Linked DNA regions of Homo sapiens: all the other regions are linked to region 5. The links are chromatin contacts, found by Hi-C or POLR2A ChIA-PET in ENCODE. All regions are on one chromosome and are shown on one strand. The core of a region is the stretch at or near the end of the contact, and the rest is flanking DNA. Distances in the headings are between cores, read along the strand shown.

Region 1 (3,912 bases), core at 1,336-3,835, 1.3 Mb after region 5:
TTAGGCCAGATGAGTGAACTGTTTCTTTTTCAGCTAAGTTTGACCCGATTACTACTATTTACATAGTATTAACTAGATGCTATGTAGTCATCTTTAATATGCTTGAAGACAGTTATTAACTCACTCCTTAGCCTTTTGTTGTTGATCATGGAAAACTACTGGGTATCTTTGTTTCTTCTGTGTATATTCTCAGTATGTATAATGAGTCTCAGAGCCTCTTGTTTTAAGATCTGGGTAGGCTGGTGGCTCTAGAATATGGATGACCTTTTAGGAAAGGTCACCTTGCCATCTGTAAATTTTCCCCCAGATAGACTTCAGGCCCTGGGGAAGGCATGGGTTCCCCTAACTGGATAGAGGATCAGAGCCAGGAAGACTGTGTCAAATTCTAGAAGTGAATCTTCTCCAGGACTCAGGGCATAGCTTTGTCACTTACCTATAGTTCAGAAGTGTGAGTGAATCATTTCCAAGGACAAATTTCTCCAAAGGACCAAAAGATGTGTTAGTAAGAGGGGTTCACAAAGACTGTGTTTGTGGGAAAATTGAAGTGTGAACAAAGAAGGTCTACCAGGACAGGAAATACTTTTGATCTGTCATTTATCAGATCAGGAGGGAGGGACATGAAGCCTGCCTCCTCTTACAGCTAGGTCATCAAAGAGTTTGACTGTAGCATTTTAAAATAGCGAAGAAAAAAAGGTAACAACACTAGGGGTTTGTTAAACAATTTATGATATAATTAGAGAATGGAATATTATGCATCAATTACAAATAATGTTTATAAAGATACTTAAATGACATGGGAAAATGTTCAAGATATAACAAATAATAGTACATATCTGATGAAAACTATAAGTAAAACATGATATTAAACATGTAAAAATCTTAACAGACCAACAGGTGGAAGGCAGTGGACCAGAATATTAGCAGTGTTTATATTAGGGTGGTAAGAATGTGGATGAATCTTGTTTTAATGCTTATAATTTTTCTAAACATTCTCAATGAAATATGCCTTACTTTTATAGTCAGAATAAAAAGCAATACAAGTTATCTTTTAAAACAACCCACATACACAAAACCCCCAACTAGAGTAATTGCACAAAGCTTAGATTATCAAAAAGAAGAAAAAAATTACTGGAAAAGTTTTGAAGAAGTCATTGAGTACAAGATACTGACGTAGGTGCCGGAAGAAGAGAGCAGTTGGCCGTGCTGGTGGAATAACCCTCTCTGCAAAGGGCCTGGGAGTTGAAGAAGGGTGCAGTCGGGTGGTGGTTATGAATCTCAGAAATCCTGCCACGGAGCCTCCTTTTGTGCCCTATTACTTAACCTTGAGGGACATAGAGAGCATGAGACACCAAGGGGCTTTTGGTTGCCTTACTGTCCCACTAAGAACATAGAATGTTGTTTTGACTTTCCCTTTGCTTAGGGAACCTCCCCCAGATACTCAGCTGGCTGGCTGCTTGCACGTAGAATGGGTTTTGCAAAGTTCCTAGAAGTGAGTTGGAGGAGGCTTGACATAAATCAAGCACTGTGTGCTAAATGCTCCAGAGGGCTACCTTATGTCCTACACAAATGTTACATTTCTAATATTTGTAACTCCTTTAAACGTTTATGCAGATGTTTCCCAATTCCTCAGTAGAATTCTTACCATTATCTTTTTGACACAACCTGTCCCCATCCTATGAAAATCTCTCCTCTGCTAGAGACTTTATTCTTTCTTTCTCTCTCTCCCCCTTCCTTCCTTCCCTCCCTCCCTCTTTCTTTCTTTCCATCTTTCTTTCTTTCTTTCTTTCTTTCTTTCTTTCTTTCTTTCTTTCTTTCTTTCTTTCTCTTTCTTTCTTTCTTTTCTTTCTTTCTTTCTTTCTCTTTCTCTCTCTTTCTTTCTTCCTTTCTTTTTTCTCTCTCCCCTTCCTTCCTTCTTTCCTTCTTTTCTTTTCTTTTCTTTTCTTTTCTTTCTCTCTTTCTTTCTGTCTTTCTTTTCTCATTCTGTTGCCCTGGCTGGAGTGCAGTGGCATGATCTCGGCTCATAGCAGCCTCCACCTCCTGGGTTCAAGCGATTCTCCTGCCTTAGCCTCCCTAGTAGCTGGGATTACAGGTACCCACCATGATGCCTGGCTAATTTTTTGTATTTTCAATGGAGACGGGGTTTCACCATGTTGGCCAGGCTCGTCTTGACCTCCTGGCCTCAAATGATCCACCCACTTTGGCCTCCCAAATTGCTGGCATTACAGGCGTGAGCCACTGCACCCGGCCTGTTCCTTCTTAAGAACACTTTGTCTCCCCTTTAATCTCTGCTGGATTTCAAGCACCCCTTTTACACAACTCTTGATATCCATCAATAAAGAATAATTCCCATAAGCCCATCATGTAGTGACCGACTATTTTTCAGTGACAAAAAAAAAGTCTTTAAAAATAGAAGTAAAAGTCTAAAGTCATCAAAACAACGTTATATCCTGTGTGAAATGCTGCAGTCAGGATGCCTTGTGGTTTGAGTGCCTTGATCATGTGCCCTAAGGGGATGGTGGCGGTGGTGGTGGCCGTGGATGACGGAGACTCTCAGGCCTTGGCAGGTGCGTCTTTCAGTTCCCCTCACACTTCGGGTTCCTCGGGGAGGAGGGGCTGGAACCCTAGCCCATCGTCAGGACAAAGATGCTCAGGCTGCTCTTGGCTCTCAACTTATTCCCTTCAATTCAAGTAACAGGTAAACAATGTTAATGTCTTTCTTTCTGTAAATATTTTTTGAGGTCTTCCAATTGGCTTAGTTTATTTTAAATTTCTAACAATGTGTGAAATTTGAACATTTGAAGTGTAGTTTTGCTGTAATAGGGCAATGTGTTATTTTGAAAATCATTGATTCTCAGACTACAATATAGTATCTTAACAAAAGTCCCTTGGAAATAAATTTTCTAAGCTATTAGTTTCTCTAGCTATTAGTTGATAGTGTCCCAAGAATTTATTATTATTATTATTATTTTAAATTGAGATGGGGTTTCACTATGTTGCCCAGGCTGGTCTCAAACTTCTGAGCTCAAGCAATCCACCTGCCTCTGCCTCCCAAAGTGCTAGGGTTACAGGCATGAGCTACCATGCCCGGCCAATAATTTTTAATTTATGTATCGTTTCTTTCTTTCTTTCTTTTTTTTTTTAATTTAAGAAAGCTGCTGTAAGTAGATTGGCTCTGGAAGCTCTGAATTTAGGTTGCCTATGTTCCTAACACAGGTCCAATTCTCACTAGGTAAGCTTAGGCTTAGCTATTATTTAAACTCTCCAAACCTCAGTTTCCTTAACTGTAAAGTGGGAATAATAATAAACCTCACCTCAAGGTCATTGTGAGGTAAAATGAAATAATCCATGCGAAGGGCTTAGCTCAGTCAGGCTTCAAGATAAATGTGAACTGTAATTACTCTATCTACCTGAATTGAATGAGTTCCAACATGAATTCTGGAGTCACCACAGAAGCTGCTACAACACCAATATTAATAAATTAGTTTTCTTTTACAATCGGCCAAAATGTATTTTCTTAGATTAAAATTCTTTAAGTTCCCAATGACGATGATGAGGAGGATAATACATCTAGCACTTTGAGCAGCACACAGTTCTCGTAACTAGAAGGTAGGTATTACAGTTAACTTCATTTCAGATGAAGAGACTGAGGGGTAGGCACATTAAGGGATTTGCCCAAGGATGTACAGGTGGCAGCTATAGGAGGCAGGGTCTGAACCACCTTAGTCTGACTCCAGTGCCGGTGTTGTTGATTATTATGCTATTCCATCTAACATGGTGTGATTTGTAATTTCATGGACTCAGGTAAATCCAGGGTTAAATTAACTTCGGAAAATCACAAGCACAATTCCTAACAGAAAGAATTTGTTACTTGGGTGGGCTGGAGTAAGATGCTCATTCAACGTGTTCTCAGAG
Region 2 (3,751 bases), core at 333-2,832, 1.3 Mb before region 5:
AACTGACAGAGTTTAGGATAGAATTACATGGAAAAACCAACAAAACAAGACAATTATTAACTCCAGAAAAAACTAAAAGTTGTGTGGGAAAGGAAAAGTAATCATAGTTTGGTACATAACTTGGCTGTGACTACCGTTTACATGATTATAATAGCATATATACTGAAGATTAATCAAACAGAATATAACTATCTTGGGAAGATGGAGAGATTAAAAAAAAAGGTTGGGGGTGAATATGGGGTGAAAGTGATGGAGAAAAAGAGCTGAAGTCTCCTCTGGTGTCTCAGCACTCCACCCAAGGTAGAGCCTCTGGATGGAAGAAGGAATCTCCCACCTCTCCACCACACTCCCCCAGGATTTACCTTCAGCATCAGGTAGCTAGGGGCAAGATGAGAAATGCTGATATGCTGGTCTCTGACTGGGAGCTGTGGGAAGAGAGAGGTTCTGAGTTGCAGCAGTCTGGAGTGGAGTCTCTTGCTGAACAAAGGGAGAGGTTTGGTTTAAATACCACAGACTGACTCTCACATTCTGATCCAAGAGTTTTCATAGATTTTTTGGAACAGATGTTTCTTCATTTGCTGTTTGCCCTTAGGACCATTTCAAAGGCTTTAAATGGTTAATGGTTGTTTGTTGTTTTAAATAATTTTCAGTTTCACTAGGGGTGAATCCCGAGCTCTTCATGCCGTCCTGCTGTTAGTCTCTCTTGGTATTATTCTTCACCTTTCCTGTGAGTTTAAAATTATCTCAAGAAAAGTTAAAGCTCTTTAAGAATCACAATAAAGTAGTTATTAGGAATAAATAAAAACGTAGAGGGGCGCGGTGGCTCACGCCTGTGATCCCAGCACTTTGGGAGGCCGAGGCGGGCAAGGATCACTTGAGGCCAGCAGTTGGAGACCAGCCTTGCCAACATGGTGAAACCCCATCTCTACTAAAAATACAAAAAAAAAAAAAAATTAGTCGGGCATGGTGGCTTGCACCTGTGGTCCCCGCTACTTGGGAGGCTGAGGGCTGGATGGTTTGAGAGCGGGAAATCCAGGCTGCAGTGAGCTGTGATGGCGCCACTGCCTTCTAGCCTGGGCGACAGCGCGAGACCCTGTCTCAAGAAGGAAAACAAAAAAAAACAAACAAAAACATACACACAAAAAACCACAAAGTGTGTTCACGTTTGCTATGACTCCCAGACAACAATTGTAAACACTCGCGCCGGGCGTGGTGGCTCACGCCTGTAATCCCAGCACTTTGGGAGGCCGAGGCGGGCGGATCACGAGGTCAAGAGTTCGAGACCATTCTGGCCAACAGTGAAACCCCGTCTCTACTAAACACAAAAATTAGGCGGGCGTGCTGGCGCGTGCCTGTAGTCCCAGCTACTCGGGAGGCTGAGGCAAGAGAATCGCTTGAACTAGGAAGGCGGAGGTTGCAGTGAGCTGAAATTGCGCCACTGCACTCCAGCCTGGGCCACAGAGCGAGACTCTGTCTCAAAAAAGAAGGAAAGAAAGAAAGAAAAAAAAAAACACTCGCAGTGTTTACTCCTAACGCGTGGAACTTGTGTCGACATCCACCCCCGGTTACTGCATACTCAGTCACACAAGCCATAGCAGGAAACAGCGAGCTTGCAGCCTCACCGACGAGTCTCAACTAAAAGGGACTCCCGGAGCTAGGGGTGGGGACTCGGCCTCACACAGTGAGTGCCGGCTATTGGACTTTTGTCCAGTGACAGCTGAGACAACAAGGACCACGGGAGGAGGTGTAGGAGAGAAGCGCCGCGAACAGCGATCGCCCAGCACCAAGTCCGCTTCCAGGCTTTCGGTTTCTTTGCCTCCATCTTGGGTGCGCCTTCCCGGCGTCTAGGGGAGCGAAGGCTGAGGTGGCAGCGGCAGGAGAGTCCGGCCGCGACAGGACGGTACGTGCCCCGCGCTCGACCCCCGCGCTGGCGGCGCCGGAGCTGTCCCAGACCCCAAGCCCCGACGCCCGGCCCTGAGTCAGCATTGCAGCAGGCCCTGCGCCGCCGCGCCCCGCGTCCCACCCCGCGCCGCTCCTCACAGCCCTGCGCTCCGGGAAACTGCAGGTGGCCGGCAGTGGCCAGGGGATGGCGGGGGCGCTTCTGGAACCTGACTCAGTTTTGTAGGTTCCTTATCTCGGTTGTTTACCGCGGGCTTTGCGGAATGCCCCCGCTTCCGTTTCCGCCCGGCTCCGAACCCCCGAACCCCTTCTACCCGCAACTCCGCCCCGGATTCCCAGAAAGGGGCGACCTGGGCCACAGCGGTACAAGCTGCACCCCGATGGACCTGAGAGACCGGAAGTAACCCTTGGCCAACTCTGGCCGCCCCCTGCAGCCGCAGCCCCAGAGGCCCACCCGCGAGCTTCAGTGGCGGGCCCTCAGCGTCGTGTAAACTTTGCTTAAAATGATCTTGAGAGTTCAATTCTTGGGGTGAACTGTTGAGAAGATCTGGCATTTTTCCTTTCGAAAGTTGTTGGGAACGTGGACTTTCCCAACAATTGTGTATGCGCTCGATCTCACTCAGTGGGAGCCGCCGCCCTGGAGGGAATTTCACAATAGCCTGGTCAGGGCGGTTATTTTCCAGAGCAGTTTAATGTCTATTTTGCCCAAGTGCAAGGAAAGCTTGCCTTGGGAAAGCTGGGAATGCTTGGCTAATGAAAAGTTTTTAGAGCCTTTTAAAATGAACCTGTTTCTGCCACTTTTCCACCGCCTCAAAACGACTGGGAAATGTAAACTGGCTTCAAGATGTTCTTGCTTGAGGGTGTCTGGATTTGGACAGAAGGCCATGTTCTTTTAATATTAACAGTGGCACGCAGTAGAACAAAGGCCACTGAAATTCAGAATCAGTTTTTGGCTCCACGGGCAGGAAGTAAATTCAAGGACGCCAGAGGTCTTGCGAATATTTTAATTGGTTGACATTTGAAATTTGTTCTTAAGCAATGAGGGGTGAAACCAGTAGGGGGATAGCGTATAGCATAAGTAAAGCTTTTTGGACATCAACAAACTGCGATAATCTACAACAGACAGCGGGCTCTGGAAGGTTTGACCTGCTTTAGAGAGAGATTTCCGATAAGAGGAACGGAGTTTTTGGCACTTTTCGGTTTGGTGATTCCCCTAAATAACCTTACAAAAGTTTCGTTGAACAAAAAACCTGGCTGGAGCTCCAAGATCTTTTTTTTTTTTTTTTTTTTTTGAGACAGCATTTCACTCTTGTTGCCCAGGCTGGAATGCAATGGCACTATCTCTGCTCACCGCAACCTCCGCCTGTCGGGTTCAAGCGATTCTCGTGCCTCAGCCTCTCAAGTAGCTGAGATTACAGGCATGCACCACCATGCCCGGCTAGTTTTGTATTTTTAATAGAGACGGGGTTTCTCCATGTTGGTCAGTCTGGTCTCGAACTCCTGACCTTAGGTGATCCGCCCGCCTCGGCATCCCAAAGTGCTGGGATTACAGGCGTGAGCCACCATGCCCGGCCCAACTCCAAGATCTAAACAAAAAAGACTGGGTTGAAAGGGAGTTTTTAATGTTTACTGTTTGCTTTACATCCATTTTCTTGTTTTGTTAATACTTGCTTTACTTAAGCTTTTGGGTCAAATGTCCTCGTTAAAATGGCTTTCTCTAGCGACTTTATGTTTTACGTTTCTGTTTGTAACTGACATTTGACCTTCTTTTAACACGGTATTACTTGCTTCCTTATACCGGTTTCCAAGGTGAAGCCATTTGCAGGGTCGCTGGGTTTCCCCCTCCCCCCGA
Region 3 (4,144 bases), core at 74-2,573, 1.2 Mb after region 5:
TCCGAAGAGCTCTTTCCACCACCCCATGCTTGTTCACCTGGTGTCACCCAGCCTAACTGACAGAGTAGGTATTCCATAAATGTTTGCTGAATTTAATATCCCCATGGACTGACTCTTTAATAATCCGATCACGCCTCATCCCTAACCCGTTACCTTTACTGTTCCTTAACGGTGGACTTTACCTACATAAGCAGCTCTCCACATTTCCCTGAGAAATGCTGCAGACAACATCAACCCTTATTGGAAGATTGAGTGAAGAACTTTTCCATTCTCCCGGATTTCCCCAACGGATCTTCCCAAAGAATTTAAGAAATGCACACACGCAAGACACATGTAACACTTACACCCTCCCTCAAGGCTCTTATTTCATATTAAACCATGTCTTCGAGCTTGTAAGCAATAAGGTTTATGCGGTTTCCAGCTCACACAGTGGGGACACCCTAAGTCACTGCCTTAAGAAAACCACATCTTTCAACCTGTCTTAACACGAAGGCATCCTAATACTATCACACTGCCCCCTCCCTCCGTCCACCCCCCCCCCCCCCCCATGAATTGCAGTTTGGATTTCCGGCGGGAATGTATAATACAGACCGCAAGAGGAGACGCGGTTAAAAAGCAATGAAGCAATTACTTATCCTGTTTAATTAGAAAGAAGACACAGAAGGAGCCCCGCCTTTCAAAATCTCTGCACTGAACTCATCTATGAAAGATGGGGGCATCGAAACCCAAGCAACCCGACATCCAGTAGCTGGTTTCTGCAGCTGGGCGGGGGAAAGTCCTTTCCTCCCTGCGGTCCCGGGCCACCAGCCCCCGGTGCTGGGTCGGAGAAGCCTAACCGCACCCTCCCAGGCGGCCCCTTATCTCATTGTCTCCCTCCGTCGCGGTCCCCAGGGGCGCAGGGTGCAGTCCAGGCCCCACCGACCTCCATCCACCAGCCGGGAGCGGTCCAGCCAGCCCCGGCCCGATCCCCAACCTGGCAACGACCCCGCCCCAGGCTGCCGCCGACCGTACCGCACCCGGATGGCGGGGCCGGGCGCCGGGAAAATGGAGGCGGGAGCGGCAGGAGCGCCTCACGGCCCCGCGCCCAGCCGGCTCCCTACCCCCTGGCCCCGAGGGCGAGGCTAACCACTCACCGCGGCAGTCGGTCGGCCTTCCCGCGGCCCCGGGCAAGGAAACCGCCGCTCGCGCTCCTCCAGCCGCTGCCTCCGCCTCCTCCCCAGGCGCGGCGCTCCCTCGCCAGAGACGCAGCGACTGCCAGCAGCTCCCGCGCCGCGCGCTCAGTGACTGACTGACTGACTGACTGACTGACTGACTGACTGACTGGCGGGCGGCGGCGGGAGCGGGGGCGGGGCGGCCGCAGCGCCCCGCGGCGGCGGCGGCGGCGGCGGAGCCGAGTGTGCTCGCGTCCAGCCGAGACGCAGAAGGCGGGGTTGAGGGCCGGACTGCCGACTGTAGGGCCGACTCGCGCGGGACCGCGCGCCGCCCCCGCCCGCCGCCAACCACTCACTTCCGGCGCAGGCCGCCGCGCCCGCCGCCCTTCCCTAGCCCGCGCCCCGCGCCGGCCCTCCGCCCTCCCTTCAGGCGCCCGGCCGCGCCCGGCCGCACTCAACCGCGGCTCCGCTCGTGCCTCGCCTTTCCTCCGCAAGTCCCTGTGAGCCGCCTACAGGAACGAGTGAATCAGAGAATGAATGAGTGGGGAGGAAAATCCCAGTGCTGCCCCACCCCCTGCTCGCCTTTCATAGGAAGCCGGCCCAGCAGCCTCTGTCCTAGCGCCCTGGGAGGCACAGCAGCCTCCAGCAGTTCTGTCAGGGAGCTGTACGCATCCACCTTTATACGCTGTCCGTGTATTCAGAGACTCCAGAAACGCATCCGGGGTTGGCTCGGTCACTTACAGGACCATTGTCGTTGAGATCTGTGAGGCCCTTCTTTAGGAAATCCCATTTTGGCCAAAAAGTCTCTGCAGTTTCATGGAATGTATTGGGAAACTTAGGAACGGGACATTTCGATGACCTTTACTTTTTAAACTTCGAAATCTGTTAATCCTGCCTCCTTAATTTCTGTCCCCCCACCCCATCGGAATTGTGTAGTAGTAAGGTGTCGGCATTTTTCCTTATCGCTAAGCTCAGCTGCTGCCTCTTTAGATGCAGGCTTGACTTCGGCAGACTTTTAGATTTTAAGTATGTCCTTATTTTGACCTTCACCTAAAGTTGATCAAAGAAAGGAACAAATGGAACTAAGTTATGTTTGCTTGGCTACATGCAAAGCAAGTTTGTTGACAGCATTAAAACAATTGAGAAATTGGGAGTGTGACCTGAAATTGGTTGCAATGAACATTGCTTTTTCATGTCTTCCCATCTGCTTGCTAAGAATTTATTTAAATTTTCACAAAGCATTGACTGTACATTCCTGAAATCCTAGCTCCCTCTCTAAGAATGAGAGTGTTCATTTCTCTGTCCTGGGGCCAAATCCTGGTTTGGTTAATTACATTCTTACTTCCTGATATTCTTGAGGACTTTCAAGTGGTTTCAGTCTTTTTTGTACAATCTGTTCCAAACTGGTACACAATCTGTTTCAAATTGGTATTTAGAACCATACAATACAGATACTGGCTGCCTTTCACACTTGAGATATCTGTACTTTTGAAACATAACTGCCCTTTTGTATTTTAAGTTCAGTAGGTATGTCAATATTCTTGTATAGAATAATACTATCTCTTGACTGGATTAAGAAAATGTGGCACATATACACCACGGAATACTATGCAGCCATAAAAAAGGTTGAGTTAATGTCCTTTGTAGGGACATGGATGAAGCTGGAAACCATCATTCTCAGCAAACTATCGCAAGGACAGAAAACCAAACACCACATGATCTCACTCATAGGTGGGACTTGAACAATGAGAACACTTGGACACAAAGCAGGGAATATATCACACAGGGGCCTGTTGGGGGGATGGAGAGGGGGGAGGGATAGCATTAGGAGATATACCTAATGTAAATGATGAGTTAATGGGTGCAGCACACCAACATGGCACATGTATACATATGTAACAAAGCTGCACGTTGTGCACATGTACCCTAGAACTTAAAGTATAATAAAAAATAAAAATAATAAAAGAATAATACTATCTCTTATAAATGAAGATGATCCTGCTGACCAACTTCTTTTAGACTTCTCTTCCTTTCTTGTGGGAATCATCATTTGCCACCTAATTATTTCAAGAAGTTATCCTCCAAAAGTGAATATAATACAACACTTTATTCATCCTTGTATCTCCCACAATATCTAGCATAGTATCTTGCACAATAAGTATTTATAAATTAATAAATGCTTTAAAATTTTTCATAAGTGATAATTTTATACAAATGTATCTAGTCTTTCACCTCATTTCCCTTGTGACCAAGTTTGTTGACATTAGACACACCTGGGTGCCAAACTTAATGAATCCTATTGTCATTAAATGTACTAGGCTGTGTGATACCTTACAAGGAAGATGATTCATTTAAACCTCCTTAAAAAAATAGACGATTGAAGCCAGGAGTGGTGGCTCGCACCTGTAATCCCAGCACTTTGGGAGGCTGAGGTGGGCGGATCACCTGAGGTCAGGAGTTGGAGACTAGCCTGGCCAACATGGTGAAATCCCATCTCTACTAAAAATACAAAAATGAGCTGAGCATGGTGGCGGGTGCCTGTAATCCCAGCTACTCAGGAGGCTGAGGCAGGAGAATCACTTGAACTTGGGAGTGGAGCTTGCAGTGAGCCAAGATCCTGCCATTGCACTCCAACCTGGGTGACAAGAGTGAGACTCCATCTCAGAAAAAAAAAAAAAATAGACCATTGAGTGCCTTTTACATAGGTCTTAGCCAACTCTTCTCCAAGTGCTTAGCCTAAGATCAAGGTTAATTAAAAGAGAAAAAAGGTCACTTTCAGTCATTGAGAAAAGAGTGTTCTCATCAGTTTCTTTAAACCATTAAATCATTCGTTCATTCAATCAGAGTTTATTAAGCTACAATTAAGGCCCAGGAATACAAAGACAAGAAAGACGTGGCATGATGCTTCCTGCCTACAAAAAGCATACAGTCTAGTGGGTAAAGCAGGTAAGGAAGTCATTGTTAGACTGGAAGTCCATTACCAGATCAGGAAA
Region 4 (3,805 bases), core at 624-3,123, 1.1 Mb before region 5:
ATGTCAGGCATGACACGGGTTAAAAAGCCAGCTAGGGGAAAAATGGGAAGTGGCATTTTGCGATCTCATCAAACAATCTTGATATAAACTTAGAGAACAACCTCTTGGCAAATGGAGAGCAGCTGTAGGTTTCTGACTGAATGTGCAAGAAGAACGTGAATGAAAGAGATATACTAGGTGGGAGCAGTCAGGGTAGACTTCCTGGAGGAAGTGGACAGTGTTGTGTGGATTCACACTTTGGAGATATCAAAGAGGAAGAGTATTCCAAGTGGGGGTAACAAATAACAAGGGAGGCAAAAAAGAAAAGTATGAGGGAACAACAGGATGTTGTCAGGAAACTAAGGCTGAGCTGAAATCCAGGTGACCCAGAGAAGCCTTGAGAAGGCTTGTGGCATCTTGTGGAGCAAGTGGGGAACTTGCTCTGTTTGAGAGAATATGCCTGGAATATATGGGATATCATTTAAATTTTCTAAAGGTTATCTACAAGATAATTTCAGAGAATATTCGCTCCCACCTCAGCGTAGGAAACAATGAAACCCTGAAACATTTATTTATTTATTTTCCTTGCTTTTCTTTTTTCTTTCTTTTTTTTTTCTTGAGATGGAGTCTTACTCTGTCACTCAGGCTGGAGTGCAGTGGCGTAATCTTGGCTCACTGCAACCTCCGCCTCCTGGGTTCAAGCAATTCTCCTGCCTCAGCCTCCCGAGTAGCTGGGACAATAGGCATGTGCCGCTATGCCTGGCTAATTTTTTGTATTTTTAGTAGAGACGGGGTTTCATCATGTTGGCCAGACTGGTCTTGAACTCCTGGCCTCAAGTAATCTGCCCGCTTTGGGCTTCAAAAGTGCTAGGATTACAGGTGTGAGCCACTGCACCCAGTCTTTTCCTTACTTTTTATTTTATTTATTTATTTATTTATTTTTTAATTGATCATTCTTGGGTGTTTCTCACAGAGGAGGATTTGGCAGGGTCACAGGACAATAGTGGAGGGAAGGTCAGCAGATAAACAAGTGAACAAAGGTCTCTGGTTTTCCTAGGCAGAGGACCCTGCGGCCTTCCGCAGTGTTTGTGTCCCTGGGTACTTGAGATTAGGGAGTGGTGATGACTCTTAAGGAGCATGCTGCCTTCAAGCATCTGTTTAACAAAGCACATCTTGCACCGCCCTTAATCCATTCAACCCTGAGTGGATACAGCACATGTTTCAGAGAGCACAGGGTTGGGGGTAAGGTCACAGATCTACAGGATCCCAAGGCAGAAGAATTTTTCTTAGTATAGAACAAAATGAAAAGTCTCCCATGTCTACCTCTCTCTACACAGACACGGCAACCATCCAATTTCTCAATCTTTTCCCCACCTTTCCCCCCTTTCTGTTCCACAAAACCGCCATTGTCATCATGGCCCGTTCTCAATGAGCTGCTGGGTACACCTCCCAGACGGGGTGGTGGCCGGGCAGAGGGGCTCCTCACCTCCCAGTAGGGGCGGCCGGGCAGAGGCGCCCCTCATCTCCCAGACGGGGCGGCTGGCCGGGCGGGGGGCTGACCCCCCACCTCCCTCCCGGACGGGGCGGCTTCCTTACTTTTTAAAAATACGTTTGTCTTCAACTATTGGATATCTTCATCTAATTTCTAGTGTTTTTTTTGGTTGTTGTTGGCTTATTTGATTTTTACTTTTTGGTTAATAACAAACCTTTTAAGGAGTTACATAGACTCTTATCAGTTTACTTTTCTAATTTGTTTTCTCCTGAATTCTCAGTTACCTTGGATTGATTGTGCTTTGGGTTCATCTTGCTTTTTCTTAGTGGCTACTTTCAGTTTCCTTCCTCTTCAGTTTGGCAATTTTTTCCCTTTTCAAGCAAGGAGCTCCTCCCTGTTGAGGCGTCACGGGTGGCGGGCAATCCTTACCCGGATCCTCCCACAGCTTGCTCTCTGGAAGCTCACACTGCACCGTAATTATGAAACTTTTGATATTGTCCCTGATGGCTTCTGATGCAAGCTGGGACAGCATTTGTCTGTTGATAAGTGAAACCAAGTTCCTGAGATCTGGCTCTCTTTTGCCCTTCTATCCAATACCAGCAAGGCCCTAGTTTCAGAGCATTTTGGGGACTTATGATCCCTTCTAGTTACCTCTGCATCTGTGCCCCTTTTCCCCTCAAATTAGTTCATAGAGATTTTTGAAGCACCCATGTTACTCAAATAGGCCCATTTTTAGCATGTGGGAGGTAAGGCCTAGATGTGAATCCCTCATAAGCCAGGCAGATCAAACTGTGTGTATGCATGCAGATTTGGCCCAGGAACACTCTTCTCCTTCAGGGCCCATTGTCTACAAGGACAGAAAAGAATTCTTAAGGCCATTCACTATCTCACATTTTCTGTTATTTTTCTGTCTTTTCCTTTTCCCCCTACCCACAGAGAAACATTAGAATCATTGCCCTTTAGAAGAGCAGAACTATGATGCCTCCTGTCAGGGATGGAACGAGGCATTCCATGCAGATGACAACCCAAAGAGAGCAAGAGTGGCTCTATTTATATCAGACAAAATCGACTTTAAGTCAAAAACTGTCACAAGAGACATTAAAGTATATTATATAATGAAAAAAGCATCAATCCACCATGAAGATATAACAATTATAAATATATGCACTCAATATCAGAGCACCTAAATATATGAAACAAACAATGACAGAACTGAAGGGAGAAATAGCCAGCCATACAAAAATAGTAGGAGACTTCAACACTGTACTTTAAATAATGGATAGAACATTCAGACAGAAGATTAATAAGGAAACAGGGGACTTAAACAACATTATAGACCAAATGGACCGAACAGAAATACACAGAACGTTCCACCCTACAGCAGTAGAACACACATTATCCTCAAATGCACATGGAACTTTCTCCAAGGTAGATCACAAGTTGGGTCACAAAACAAGTCTTTGCAAATTTAAGAGACTGAAATCATACCATGTATCTTTTCTGACCATGATGGAATGAAACTAAAAATCAATGGCAGAAGGAAAAATAGAAAGTTCACAAATATGTGGAAATTAAACAACACACTCTTGAACAACAATTAGGCCATAAAAATAAAAAAAGAAATTAGGAAATATCTTGAGATAAATGAAAAGAAAAGCACAACATACCCAAACTTACAGGATAAAAGCAGTACTAAGCAAAGAAGTACTAAGAGGTACTTTATTGCAATACACATCTGCAGTGAAAAAGAAGAAAGATCTCAAGTAAATAGTCTAACTTCGTGCCTCAAGGAGAGGAGAAGAAGATGAAGAAGAAGAGGAACTAAGCCTAAAATTAGTGAAGGAAATAACAAAGATTAGAGTAGGAACCAAGAAAATACAGAATAGAAAAGCAATAGAAAAAAAATCAACAAATTTTTTGAAAAGAATAACAAAAGAATTGGTTTTTTGAAAAGATAAACAAAATCAACAAATCCCTAGTTAGGCTAAGTAAGAAAGAGAGAAGACTCAAATAAACAATATCAGAAATAAAAGAGGAGACATTACAACTGATGCCACAGAAATAAAAACATGAGGCTATAATGAACAATTCTATTCCAACAAACTGGATAATCTAGAAGAAATGAATAAATTCACAAAACCTTCCAATCTACGATGACTGAATCATGAAGAAATACAAAGTCTGAACAGACTTATAACTAATGTGGAGGTTTAGTCAATAATCAAAAATGTTCCCCAAACGAAGAAGTCCAGGACCAGATGGCTTCACAGGTGAATTCTTCCAAACATCTCAAGAAGAATTAATGCCAGTTCTTCTTAAACTATTTTTAAAAAT
Region 5 (3,833 bases), core at 1,334-3,833:
ACTCAATTTAAAATTTATGAGGCCAGGCGCAGTGGCTCACGCCTCTAATCCTATCATTTTGGGAGGCCAGAAGGGCGGATCACCTGAGGTCAGGAGTTCGAGACCAGGCTGACCAACATGGTGAAACTCCATCTCTACTAAAAATACAAAACTAGCCGGGTGTGGTGGCGCATGCCTGTAATCCCAGCTACTCAGGGGGCTGAGGCAGGAGAATCGCTTGAGTCTGGGAGGCGGAGGTTGCTGTGAGCTGAGATCGTGCCATTGTGCTCCAGCTTGGGCAACAAAAGAGAAACTACGTCTCAAAAAAAACAAAAACAACAACAACAAAAAAAAACACCACTTATTATTTCTGGAACTTTCCATGTAATATTTTCAGACCGTGGTTGACTGCAGGTAACTGAAACGGTGGATAAGGGGGAACTACAAAAAGGACACTTAATGTTTCTTGGAAAAAATCTTAAGCAAATAAAAATTGAATGATGAAGTACTTGATCTCAATTTGAGGAAGATAAAAGTGTACTACGAATTAATAAACTTTAAACTTTCTGCACCTCTAACATACTAAAATCCAATTTCTCTGAGTGCTAGAAACTCTCAGTTCTTGAAAGACAAATGGTAAAACAATACCGTTTCTAATTTAGACCTTTTGGGCAAAACAAAATACAGTAATAAAGCTATAAAGAATCGGTCGGGGGCGGTGGCTCACGTCTGTAATCCCAGCACTTTGGGAGGTCGAGACGGGCGGATCACGTGAGGTCAGGAGTTCGAGACCAGCCTGGCAAACATGGTGAAACCCTGTCTCCACTAAAAATACAAAAATTAGCCGGGCGTGATGGCGCCGCCTGTAATCTCAGCTACTCGGGAGGTTCAGGCCGGAGAATTGCTTGAACCTGGGAGGTGGAGGTTGCAGTGAGTCGAGATCGCGCCACTGCACCGCAGCCTGGTCGACAGAGCAAGACTCCGCCTCAATAAATAAATAAATAAATAAATAAAACCTAAATAAATAAAGCTAATGAATCAAAGCATATGCTCTTCGTCTTTTTAAGGGATTTTACTAGGTAGAATTTTTTTTTCTCTGTCTAAAGGGTAAACAGCATAAACATATTTCAACTAAAAAGAGTCTTAGAATCCGGGGTTGGTATTGCTACAACCCCTAATTATGGAAGATGTTTAGTATAACAGAACCAGTTTAAGGAATGTGGAGATTTATTTACATCAAATTCAGATAAAGAGGTAACAGCGGACTAGAAGAAGCAAGCAGAGCATGACTTAAGGAGTCTATCTATGACTGTATCTGTGGAACTGCCCTTAGCCACAATGAAAGACCAGCAAAACCAGCCTTCAGCATAACCCTCCTGCCTGGTAGGAGATGGGAAGGCCAGACTTCACCCCTCAAGATCGCCCTCCCACGCGCATTTTCCACCTCGCAGCTAAGAATTCAGTCCAGACTTCCGATCATGGCGCCACGCACGTCACCTTCTCCCCTCGCCGCCAGCAAAATCCCACCCACGTCGGCTGACCCCGCAGCGGGGTGTAAGGGCGGGAGGGATCCCGTCTCCTATACTGGTCGCTTGTACAAACCAGATCCAAAAAACGCACTACACAAATCCTTGGAAACTGCGGTACCAACGGGATCTTCTCAATTCCTTGAGTGCAAAATGATCCCACTCTCTATCCCGACACAACTCTAACTCCATTTTCCTTTCACGTGCCCTAAAAAGCCCTCAAGGCCCCCAGCCTTGGTGAATCCAGGCCCTCTCTCGGGGTGGGCACCGCGCTGTACGGACAGACGCGCGCACGCAGCGGGACGATTTATAGAATTAAAAGTCTTTTTTTTTTTTCTGGCTTCGCATCCTTGCAAATACTCAATATTCCTGTCAACTAAGAAGGCTAAGGGAATGGGCGGTTGAGGAAAGCAGGACGTCGATTACAGCGAACACATCAAAGGGGTGGTCTTTCCAATTCCGGCTTTTGTTTGAGTCAGAGGGGAGCCTGAGGAGGCCAAGGTCTCCGGTTCTGGGAAAGGCGGGTCCATCCGGATTCTTTGGGCTGCGGAGAGGGAGGTTCCAGCCCCGTGAAACAACAGAGGGCAGTTCTGCCCCTCGAGGCTTTCCTCCGAGAGTACTGAGACGGAGACGCCTCAGTCGGGAGAAATCCCGGAACTCGGAGGAGTCTGCTGAACGCCGAACAAAAGGATGTGGCCGTCGTCTCTTAAACAAATACGCGAATCCCAAGCCATGCACATTTGGAAGGCATGTGTATGTGTGTGAAGGAGAAAGGCCACCGCTGCCCACCGCAGCCCCACCCAGCCCTCGGCCATTCACCGGAGAGACGCGCTGCGGTGGGGCCTCGGAGCCCTCAGCCAGCCCCGAACGAGGGGCGGGGCCGGGCGGGGCCGTGAGCGCGCAGGCGCAGTGCGGGCTTCATCCCGCCGCCGGCGCCGCCGCCGCCGCCGCCCGCTCTGCACCACAGGCTAGAGACAGACAGGGCCGGGAAGAGCCGGAGACTGAGGAGGAGGCGGAGGCGGCGGCGGAGGCGGGGCGACTCCGGTGACCGGGAGCGCCGCAGACTGGCAGCTGCGGCGACTCCCCCCTTTGTGTCTGGTCTGCTCGGAGCCACTGGAAGTGCCTCCCGGAGGGACGCAGGGTGTCTCGCCGCCTCCCTGCCCACCCCCTTCCCCGGCTACCTTCATCCGCCCTCCCGCCGCCCCCCGCCCTCGGTCCGCGACGCCCGAGTTCCGTCAGGAGCCCAGAGCTGCGGGAGAACGAGGCGGCGGCGGCGGCGGCGGCGGCGGCGGCGGCGGCAGCAGCAGCGGCTTCCTCGGGGGGTTGTGATTCGCTCACAGGAGCCATTGACGGGAGAAGAGGAGGCTTTCTTGGTGGAATTTACCTCAGGCAAGATCGAGCCGCAGGAATAAAAAGCGAGGAAGGGAAGGGAGCGCCGCCGGGAGGACTAGAAGGGGCAGCCTCTCACACCCACTCCGCCTGCCGTCTCGGGGAGCCCGGACCGGGGCCGCGACCGCGACCCCTCCCCTCCCCCGCTCCTACCTCTCCTCAGCCTTCGCCAGGGCCTCCCCAACCCTCTCACGGTTGTTCTGCGAAGGCGTGGGGACTGTGAGCTTGTCCATGGAGGCAGGCACCTTTTTTGATCCAGTCAAGGAAGAGGATTTGTTGTTTTCGAAATCAGAGTGAAGGAAGCACCGAAGCGAAACTTAAGGAATCCTGCCTTCCCGGAGCCGCGGGCGATGCGACTAGGGCTGCCGGGCGCCGCCGCCGCCCGTCCGGCTTCGTCCTTCCCGGCAGTCGGGAACTAGTTCTGACCCTCGCCCCCCGACCCCGGATCGAATCCCCGCCCTCCGCACCCTGGATATGTTTTCTCCCAGACCTGGATATTTTTTTGATATCGTGAAACTACGAGGGAAATAATTTGGGGGATTTCTTCTTGGCTCCCTGCTTTCCCCACAGACATGCCTTCCGTTTGGAGGGCCGCGGCACCCCGTCCGAGGCGAAGGAACCCCCCCAGCCGCGAGGGAGAGAAATGAAGGGAATTTCTGCAGCGGCATGAAAGCTCTGCAGCTAGGTCCTCTCATCAGCCATTTGTCCTTTCAAACTGTATTGTGATACGGGCAGGATCAGTCCACGGGAGAGAAGACGAGCCTCCCGGCTGTTTCTCCGCCGGTCTACTTCCCATATTTCTTTTCTTTGCCCTCCTGATTCTTGGCTGGCCCAGGGATGACTTCCTCGCTGCAGCGGCCCTGGCGGGTGCCCTGGCTACCATGGACCATCCTGCTGGTCAGCACTGCGGCTGGTGAGTAGCTCCGGCCGGCACGTCCC
Region 6 (3,980 bases), core at 828-3,327, 1.4 Mb before region 5:
CCAGTTCATTGGGTGAAACATCACTAGTTCTATCAAGCATACTTCAAAGAGCATGGCCAGAGTCAGCATAATCTACATTATTTTACTTAATTATACACTGCTGTGTACTACAAAGGATTTGAAGCAGTGACAATGAGCAAATGCAATAAAACAAATTATAATTTATAAATGCTAATAGGGAGTCTGCATCAGAAAAAATATAAAGGAAAGCAGAAAATAAAATCACACAATGAATTTTTGGCTCTGAGCTTCCTGGCAATCAAAGCAAAAAGCAAGTAAAGGTCGGTTACGTAATTCTTATTGGCAAAAGTTTAGTTGTTCTTGGGGATGTGGGGACAAGATTTTCTAGGAAAATTTAAAAACAAATATTCTAGGCAACTGAGTATTGTCCTAGGCAATTTCCCTATGGTATTCTACACAAGAATTGCCTGGAGAGAGGCAGCCTGAGACTTGTTTGTAGCCAAGTGCATTTATACAAACATTTCCTTTTCTAATTTTGGAGCATCTTATTAAATAGTACAAAATCACCAAATTAAAGAAAATGTCTACAAAGACCTCATGAGAAACGTTTCCTTCTTTGCTTTCCAACAGTTCCTGAAAAACAAACGAACAAAAAAACCTAACAATCACACAATAAAATGCAATATTTAGTGACCATTATGACCCCTCAAGGCACTGCCTTGGTGCTTATAGGCCAACCCCTTTCAAGGAGTTACTTCAAGGCAATTCTGCAGCACCAAGTGTTAGCATTGCACCAAGTGGTAGCAACACACTCTCCTTTGAAAACAAATAAAAGATTTGCTGTAATTTTTAAAAACATAATCCTTTGAAAAAGAAGGTTGGATAGATTAGTGGTTAAACACCAATTTTAATATTGGAGAAACCTGAGTTCCAATCTCCACTCCATACTTTATAACTGTGTGACTTTGTCCAAAGTCCTGACGATTAAATGAAATGATGTGCCTGATATATAAAAGAGCATCACTGAATGCTCCCAATTATCGGTATTTTTACTTTAACCTTTTTCTTTTTTAGCTCCTTACTGCAGTGCACTGAGATATTTTTACTTTAAACTTCAACTTAACCATGCAGATCTCTTGTACATCTCTAACTCATTCAACATCTAACAGAAAAACTGCTCAATAAGTGATGATGTCCGTTTAACGTGCAGTGCCCTTATATAACGGTGTAGGGCCGTGCTATTTTTCTTCAGATTGCAATTTAACTGCGGGAAAGTGTAATGATTCTATTAGGATTTCAATTGTAAAATGAAAAGTAACGTCTCAACATCTTTTTAATTAAAAAGCTCTACCAAAAGAGCCTGGCTTATCAACATTTTACAGCCAAGCATGGCTCCAAGGTGACCGATCAGTTAGCTGGCAGGACACATTGGTGCCTCCAGGCTGGGATGACATCAAAGGTTCTAGCTACAGTGGTTCTGGGACGCGATCTCTTCCTCTTCATACCTCACAGGGCACTTTACCACTGTCGTTACACATCTTCACAGTTCTCCTTTTCCAACCAGAGGGCTTCGTAAGCTGGGAATCAGGTAGGTTAGTATCAGGCGTCCCTTGCACAAAAGGCCTATAACTGCGGGGCAGACTAACGAAAGGTCCTCCCAGAGTGAGCCTCTCACCTCAAGTCTTAAAGGACTTTGGCCTGCGCCTCCAGCCTCTGGCCAGTTGGCTGCGCTCCACCAGTAAGGGTTCTCGAGCCCCCGGGCAGCCTGCGGGGGGCAGCGAGGCGCAAAGACCATGCCCCAAGTGCCGAGGGAAAGTCCTGAGATGCGCGACTTGGGACGCTAGGGGCCAAGCTCCGACGCGGGGCTGGGTGCACCTGGACGCACCTCACACGCCGCGAGCTAAGCAGAAAAGGGAGGCAGGCTGCCCCGACACCCCACTACTCACCGCTAGGTTTCCGTCTGGCGCCGATCCGGCTGCGTCACGCCGGCCGAACGACACCCCGCTGAGTCGCCGCCGCAGGGAAGGTACCTTCGGCCCCAACGGGAAAAGCCAATTTCCAGTAATTCGCGCCCGACCACCGGGGAGGTAAGGAGCACCGGAGGCCAGCTGGGGGATGGGAAGCCTGCGTGCGGCACACCGAATCTCCCGCCCTGTTCAGGGGGCGGTGCCCGAGGAAGCCAATAGGAAGAGGAGTCGGCCAAGAGCGACGGCTCTGCCGTCCAGTCGGCGCCGGCCATTCGGCCCCGCCCATCAGGAAACCTGAGGAAAACGGATTCTTGGGCCCTGAGTTGTGGGCCTTACCTTTCCTTTCTTCTTTCCGTTTCCGGGGAAGGGAAAAGGAAGTGTTGTTTGGATCTGAGGAAGTTTGCACAGTAGCTGGCTGAGTGGTAGCTGTTTGTCTTGTAGCAATCTTTAAAAAGTGTTCTTTGGGGTCGGGCGCAGTGTCTCACGCCTCTAATCCCAGCACCTTGGGAGGCCGAGGCGGGCGAATCACCTGAGGTCGGGAGCTCGAGACCAGTCTGACCGACATGGAGAAACCCCGTCTCTCCTAAAAATACAAAATTAGCCGGGCGTGGTGGCGCATGCCTGTAATACTAGCTACTCGGGAGGCTGAGGCAGGAGAAACGCTTGAACCCGGGAGGCGGACGTTGCAGTGAGCCGAGATCGAGCCATTGCATTCCAGCCTGGGCAACAAGAGCGAAACTCCGTCTCAAAAAAAAAAAAAAAAAAAAAAAAAAGTGTTCATTGGTTTCCCAGCTACCTTTTGAAGAAAAAGGTAATGGAAATTGATTCGCATTTCTTTTTTAAAGATTTTCTTCATTTGGCGTGAAAGGTAGGATCTTGTACATCTCCAGGGTTTGGGGTAGGGAGAAGAAGAGACGTTAGGAGAAGCACTGAATATGGAGATGGGATCGGACGGCTAGTGGGATGAAGAGGCTGGGGAAATAGAATGAATAGACAGAGAAAATGATTGACTTCAACTATCCAAAATATAAAAAAGACAAGACAGAGAAAATGAGGAAGAAAAGGAATGAACCTGGATGGGATCCATACAGTATTAAGAACAGGGTATTGTTTCATTTGGATTCACTTACTCAAAACAAAACTACAGAGTACTCTGCGAACAGAAGATAAGTATTCATTATCGAGCGAGACAACTACGATCTCTGCATTCACTGTAGTTACCTAGCACGTGAAGATATTGAACGGACAATATTGAGAAAAATACCATGATATGGGAAGTGCATTGGAGCACATGGTAGGAGTAGCTAATTAAAAGCCCAGAAGGAGTCAGGAACAATTTTCTAGGAGGAAGAGATGTTTAAACTGAAACCCCTGTGTTGAATAGATTTAAAACAGGCCAAGAGGGGTAAAATTTTCCAGGTAGAAGGTCCAAATCCGTGTAACAGCTGTGTAAAATGCCAAGCATTGGGTCTGTTATTATGAAGGGCTTAGTTGGCCCTTAGGGCACTGGTCAGATTTGTATTGAAAGATCTTTGGATAAAGGAGGTAGGATTGGGAGGGAAGATATAGAGTCACAAGATTTGGGAGCTGTTTAGGAAATCCAGTTGAGAAAGAAATGATCATAGCCTTGATACCTCATTATTCCATTTTGGCTAGGTGGAGTTAAGAAAATGGAAGAGAAAGGCAATTTTTTGTGCATTATAAATAAGAATTTGGGGAGTGACTAGAGACAGAAGATAAAGAGAACATAGCTCAACAGTTAACAATGATGTGTTTGAAGAGTGTTTAAAAATGTGAAGATGACTAGCCCAGCACACACACCTGTAATCCCAGCTACTTGTGAGGCTGAGAAAAGGAAGATTGTTTGCATCCCAGAGTTCCAGGATGCAGTGAGCAGTGATCTCACTTGTGAATAGCCACTGCACTCCAGCCTGGGCAACACATCGAGACCCCATTTCTTAAAAAAGAAAAGAAATTTGAAAAAAAGATGAAGATCTAGGAATGTTGAATAGATATGTTCAACTTATGTGTGTTTTTTATATATATAATTTT
Region 7 (4,088 bases), core at 1,442-3,941, 1.9 Mb before region 5:
AGGCCTGCTTATGATCTTCAGTATTCACATATCTTTTTAACCATGATAAGTCTGAGGGAGCCTCTAGACTGCAGAGATCAGTGGACAGCATGGAATTGAGCTGCTAGGCTCTTCCCCTCACCAGCTCTAGGATCTTGGGCAAATTACTTATCTTCCTCTTCCATAAAATGGAGGCAGTGATGATGCCCAGCTCAAAGGACTATAAGAGGAATAATTAAAAGAATATATAAAACAGCAAAAGAGCAGAATCTAGCTCATGGTAACTATTCAATAAATTATAAATATTATGCATAATGATATAAATTTAACCATAAGGTGTCTACTGAGGGACTTGATATTGACTCTGGAAATGTAAGGAAATAAAGGAGCAGGAATTATTAACAATGATAACTATAATTCTTAAGTTAGGTAACTAAGGAATATATAATTTATCAACTGAGATTATAATTCTTCTTTTAATTTTTTTAAATTTTTAAAAAATGAGACAGGGTCTCGCTGTGTTGCCCAGGCTAGTCTTGAACTCCTGGGCTCAAGCAATCCTCCTGTCTTGGCCTTCCGAAGTGCTGAGTATACAGGCATGAGCCACCACGCCCAGCCTGAGATCAGAATTCTATGTAGACCAGTAGCCAGGCCAGTCTAGAACTACAAATAACACCTCCAAATCATCCAGCTTCTTCACTGTGAAATGGATGAAGCTTTAGGGAAGTTTTGGGGGGTTTTTGTTTGTTTGCTTGTTTGTTTTTTGAGATGGAGTCTCGCTCTGTAGCCCAGGGTGGAGTACAGTGGCGCCATCTCGGCTCACTCCCGGGTTCAAGCAATTCTCCTGCCTCAGCCTCCTGAGTAGCTGGGACCACAGGTATACACCATCATGCCGGGCTAATTCTTGTAATTTTAGTAGAGACGGCGTTTCACCATATTGGGCAGTCTGGTCTCCAACTCCTGACCTCAGGTGATCCACCCACCTCGGCCTCCCAAAGTGCTGAGATTACAGGCGTGAGCCACTGCACCAGGCCCAGGGAAGGTTTAAGGGTTGGATTTTTTTAATCCATTCTGGAGATCACAGAACCACAAGTGACACTGTGGTGTTTTCCCACCTAAAACAATACTGTGATGAAAAAGGTACTCCCAATTATTGAGAATCTGCAGTATCCACACATTTCATAGCAAGTTGAAAATGGCTGCCAAAAGGCTCAACTACATCCATGTCAATTCACTTTTACTCAGTGAACAACTAAGATCGTTTTGTAGATGCCAGCTAGTCTCCAATAAAATGGAAGGAGACCATTAAAATCTGAGGAAGACCATGTGTGTAGAATACGGTCAGCAACAGAAACCATTATGGGCCAAAGGTCCAGCCTTCCAAAACCACTTATGGATGTGACATCTCGCACTGCCTAGAAGTCCTGGGAGCAGCACTCCAAAGATCCATGTGTGAGAGCCACCTCTGAGGCATGGGATGGAACTTGTTCCCTCTGCCTCATTACTGGCTCCCTGGAATCCTATCTATTCTTCAAGGCCTTCAGCAAACCTAATTTCTTGCATGACCGTCCCACGTATCCTTCTGCCCCCCAAGTTAGAATCCTTGCACAATTCTACAAATATACTGTGTGTCTGTCCACTTTTTACCCCACTTGTTTAATCCCTACTTTTTGGTCTGTAGGCCAAGGAAGCCAGGGCCTGTGTCACTCTTAATAACTCCCATTTACTGAATGCTTATTATGTGCCAGCCATTGTAAGAGACACTTGACACACTTTACCTAATTCACACAAAAACTCTATTGGATGGGAATTACTGTCCCTGTTGACAGATGAGGCCATTGGGGTAAAAAAAAAGAGTGATGTGTACAGGGGCCACACAAGGACTGACTGCTAGTAGGTTGTGGAGCCAGCCCCAATCCAGAACGGCAGGACGAACCCCAAGTTCTTCCTGCTTCACCCCACACCGCCTCCTCCAGCACTGTTTCACCCCTATGGATCCTGACCCAGCCCTTTCACTCTCTAAGCATCTGTCCATCTCAAGACTTGGCTACGATAACACAGCAGCACCCCGATCCCGAGGATTTAAGAGCTACTCCTCCTACCCCAACCCCAGGCAGTCTCTCCTAAGGATAGGAACATCATCATTCCAAGGCCACACCAGGGGGGCACTCCGCAGGCCCCATCCTCAAAAGCACCCAGTTAGGCTCCCTGCTATGTGGAAAGTGTCCAGCCCTCGGGGACAATGTCCCCCAGAGTGCATTCCTATGATCACCTGCATCAAAACCATCAGGGACGCTTGGGAAAACGAAGACACTCCGGCCACAGCACACAGTTCCTCAGAAAGTCTGAGGAGGGGTCGGGATCTGCCCGCGAACCCCACTTTGAAAAACATCGCTCAAGGGGCTCACACTCCTCTTCCGAAGCGGGAAGAGCCGGGAGGAGCTGGGGAGCCAGAAAGCCCCGCCACGGTCTTCCGCGGCCTGGAGACCCCAAATCGGCCCGAAGCCCGAGCCTGCAGCCCGGGGCGCGCGCGTTACCAGCGCGGCCCGTGCCCTTCCTCAGGGCGCCCCGCCGCCTTCCGGGCCCGCGGCCCATCCCGCGCCCGGCTCTTCCGCACCGGGGGGGTGGGGCGGGTCGGCAGCTTCCCAGACTGACCTGCGGCCCGCCAGACCCTCGGCGCGGCCGCCGGACGCCGCGGGGCGGACGCGGAAGTGAACGCCTTCTCAGCTGCTCGGCAACTCGGGAGCAGAGCGGCCCCAGCGGCGCCCCCGTGCGGCCCGGCTCTGAGGCAGCGGCTCAGGGAGGGAGGGAGGCCACGTCCCGGGCACGCCACGCCACGCCACGCCCCGCCCCCAGATTCGTCTCGCCCCAGTGGGCCGCCTCGGAGTCGGGTGGGTCTTCCATCCCGGAGGTAAGGGAAACACACGGTAGAGAAGGCCAGGGCTGAACCCCAAGGGACGGTCTTGTGTGTTCAGAGGCTGGTTTTACAGGTGAAGAGAAGAAACAGCCGCAGAAGTTGCGATTGTCCAAGGTCACTTAATAAGTGGCAAGAATTAGGATGTTAAGTGTTCTCACCCCCAGGTCAGTGCCCATCCCTCCAAACAGGGCTGCTCAGTGCCAACGTGTGTTAATATATTGCACTTGGATAAGTCTATCTGGATAGTGTCTGCAGCTTACAAAGCTTTTTCACACACAGCATTCTTGTTTAGTCTGTGTGACAGTGATATAAAGGGTGATATTTATTTCCCATTATAGCAAGGAAAATTGAGGCGAGAGCAAACATTTATTCAACACTTTTGTACACCTGACACTGTGCTAAGTGCTTTGCATGCACTACTTAATTTCCTGTTAACGATAACCCTAAAACAGTTCTTCCAGTTTCTAGCACCATCTTACCTTGTGCAAGGTACTGTGCTAGATATTTCAAGAGAAATATAACAGTCCTGTTTTCAAGGTGCTTCCCCAAAATCAAAAATATTTGGTTCCAAATTTCCCTGACTGGCTCTTAGAAGAGAATAAGCCAAAGAGAGGTAAGTCAACCTATCCCCTTAGATATTAACAGTCTTAGGAGAGAGGGAAGGTTTGTTCAACCTGTAATTATTAAGCACTAGCTATGGAGCAAGCACTGAGAGTAAAGGACTGGAAGAGACAAATAATGGGCGTTCAACCTTACTTTCCAGTACAACATGCAGAAAACTTGTTCTGTAAATATTTTAGGCTTTGTGGGCCATGCACAACTACTCAACTCAGCAGTTGTAGTCTAAAAGAAGGCATAGGCAAAACCTGAACAAATGAGCATTGCTAGTTCCAACTTTATGGACACTGAAATTCCAATTTCACATAATTTTCATGTGTCAAAAAATATTCTTTTAAAAATGCAGCTTTTTCAAACACTTAAATATGTACAAGCCATTCTTAGATCATGGGCCAGACAAAAACAAATGGTGGTCCATGGGCCATAGTTTGCCTGCCCTTGTTCAAGTGGGAGAAACAGACACTAAGCAAAGTGGTGACAGAGAGTGATAACTAGGTGCGAGGAAATGAGTGGACATTTAAGTTGAGGGCTAGGAGTCAGAATGAGTCCACCTTCTGCAGAGATGGAGGAAGGG

What was found. A loop is a pair of places that touch in the nucleus more often than their neighbours do. ChIA-PET counts read pairs that join two places held with the same protein, here RNA polymerase II (POLR2A). Pooled maps may share reads with other maps.
Region 1: a pooled map shows a loop between it and region 5 (5-fold over the local background). The contact joins the promoter of CD28 here to the promoter of BMPR2 in region 5. A Hi-C loop is called at or near these places in 1 of 37 single-sample maps with no recorded cell type and 5 of 50 pooled maps. POLR2A ChIA-PET finds 5 or more read pairs at or near these places in 1 of 52 experiments (GM12878).
Region 2: a pooled map shows a loop between it and region 5 (5-fold over the local background). The contact joins the promoter of CFLAR here to the promoter of BMPR2 in region 5. A Hi-C loop is called at or near these places in 5 of 37 single-sample maps with no recorded cell type and 10 of 50 pooled maps.
Region 3: a pooled map shows a loop between it and region 5 (9-fold over the local background). The contact joins the promoter of RAPH1 here to the promoter of BMPR2 in region 5. A Hi-C loop is called at or near these places in 8 of 50 pooled maps.
Region 4: a loop to region 5 is called in a map of B cell, with 6 times the contacts of the local background. The contact joins the enhancer-like site here to the promoter of BMPR2 in region 5. A Hi-C loop is called at or near these places in 1 of 168 maps with a recorded cell type or tissue (B cell), 1 of 37 single-sample maps with no recorded cell type and 5 of 50 pooled maps. POLR2A ChIA-PET finds 5 or more read pairs at or near these places in 1 of 52 experiments (GM12878).
Region 6: a loop to region 5 is called in a pooled map, with 12 times the contacts of the local background. The contact joins the promoter of ORC2 here to the promoter of BMPR2 in region 5. A Hi-C loop is called at or near these places in 9 of 50 pooled maps. POLR2A ChIA-PET finds 5 or more read pairs at or near these places in 3 of 52 experiments (GM12878, HEK293T and activated T-cell).
Region 7: a loop to region 5 is called in a pooled map, with 5 times the contacts of the local background. The contact joins the promoter of KCTD18 here to the promoter of BMPR2 in region 5. A Hi-C loop is called at or near these places in 2 of 168 maps with a recorded cell type or tissue (B cell and CD4-positive, alpha-beta T cell) and 6 of 50 pooled maps.

Annotation. Positions count from the first base shown.
Region 1 is chr2:203,704,054-203,707,965 of GRCh38, forward strand. CD28 (CD28 molecule) reads left to right here and starts at 2,586. Exons shown (of 4, transcript NM_006139.4): 1 at 2,586-2,695. The coding sequence starts at 2,644. RefSeq lists an enhancer at 2,466-2,615.
Region 2 is chr2:201,114,582-201,118,332 of GRCh38, forward strand. It overlaps CFLAR (CASP8 and FADD like apoptosis regulator), which reads left to right and starts at 1,583. Exons shown (of 10, transcript NM_003879.7): 1 at 1,583-1,900. It overlaps LOC105373836 (a long non-coding RNA gene), which reads right to left and starts at 2,103. Exons shown (of 3, transcript XR_923785.3): 1 at 363-2,103. RefSeq lists enhancers at 1,569-1,828, 3,469-3,518 and a silencer at 1,859-2,068.
Region 3 is chr2:203,533,978-203,538,121 of GRCh38, forward strand. It overlaps RAPH1 (Ras association (RalGDS/AF-6) and pleckstrin homology domains 1), which reads right to left and starts at 1,324. Exons shown (of 14, transcript NM_213589.3): 1 at 1,134-1,324. RefSeq lists silencers at 1,093-1,192, 1,263-1,352, 1,403-1,472.
Region 4 is chr2:201,237,863-201,241,667 of GRCh38, forward strand. It overlaps a transcript of CASP8 not described here. Among named protein-coding and RNA genes, the nearest start is that of CASP8, 21 kb to the right of the region's middle. Within about 2 kb of position 1,874, at least 11 of the 41 ENCODE cell types and tissues checked have a DNase peak (open chromatin) inside an H3K27ac peak, as active enhancers do.
Region 5 is chr2:202,373,744-202,377,576 of GRCh38, forward strand. BMPR2 (bone morphogenetic protein receptor type 2) reads left to right here and starts at 2,584. Exons shown (of 13, transcript NM_001204.7): 1 at 2,584-3,807. The coding sequence starts at 3,732. RefSeq lists enhancers at 1,432-1,591, 1,702-1,991, 3,146-3,833 and silencers at 2,082-2,131, 2,282-2,771, 2,902-2,961, 3,032-3,091.
Region 6 is chr2:200,961,583-200,965,562 of GRCh38, forward strand. It overlaps ORC2 (origin recognition complex subunit 2), which reads right to left and starts at 2,078. Exons shown (of 18, transcript NM_006190.5): 1 at 1,908-2,078. LOC105373835 (a long non-coding RNA gene) reads left to right here and starts at 1,850. Exons shown (of 3, transcript NR_187976.1): 1 at 1,850-2,048. RefSeq lists an enhancer at 1,311-1,380 and a silencer at 2,089-2,487.
Region 7 is chr2:200,507,377-200,511,464 of GRCh38, forward strand. It overlaps KCTD18 (potassium channel tetramerization domain containing 18), which reads right to left and starts at 2,692. Exons shown (of 7, transcript NM_152387.4): 1 at 2,252-2,692. RefSeq lists a silencer at 2,465-2,924.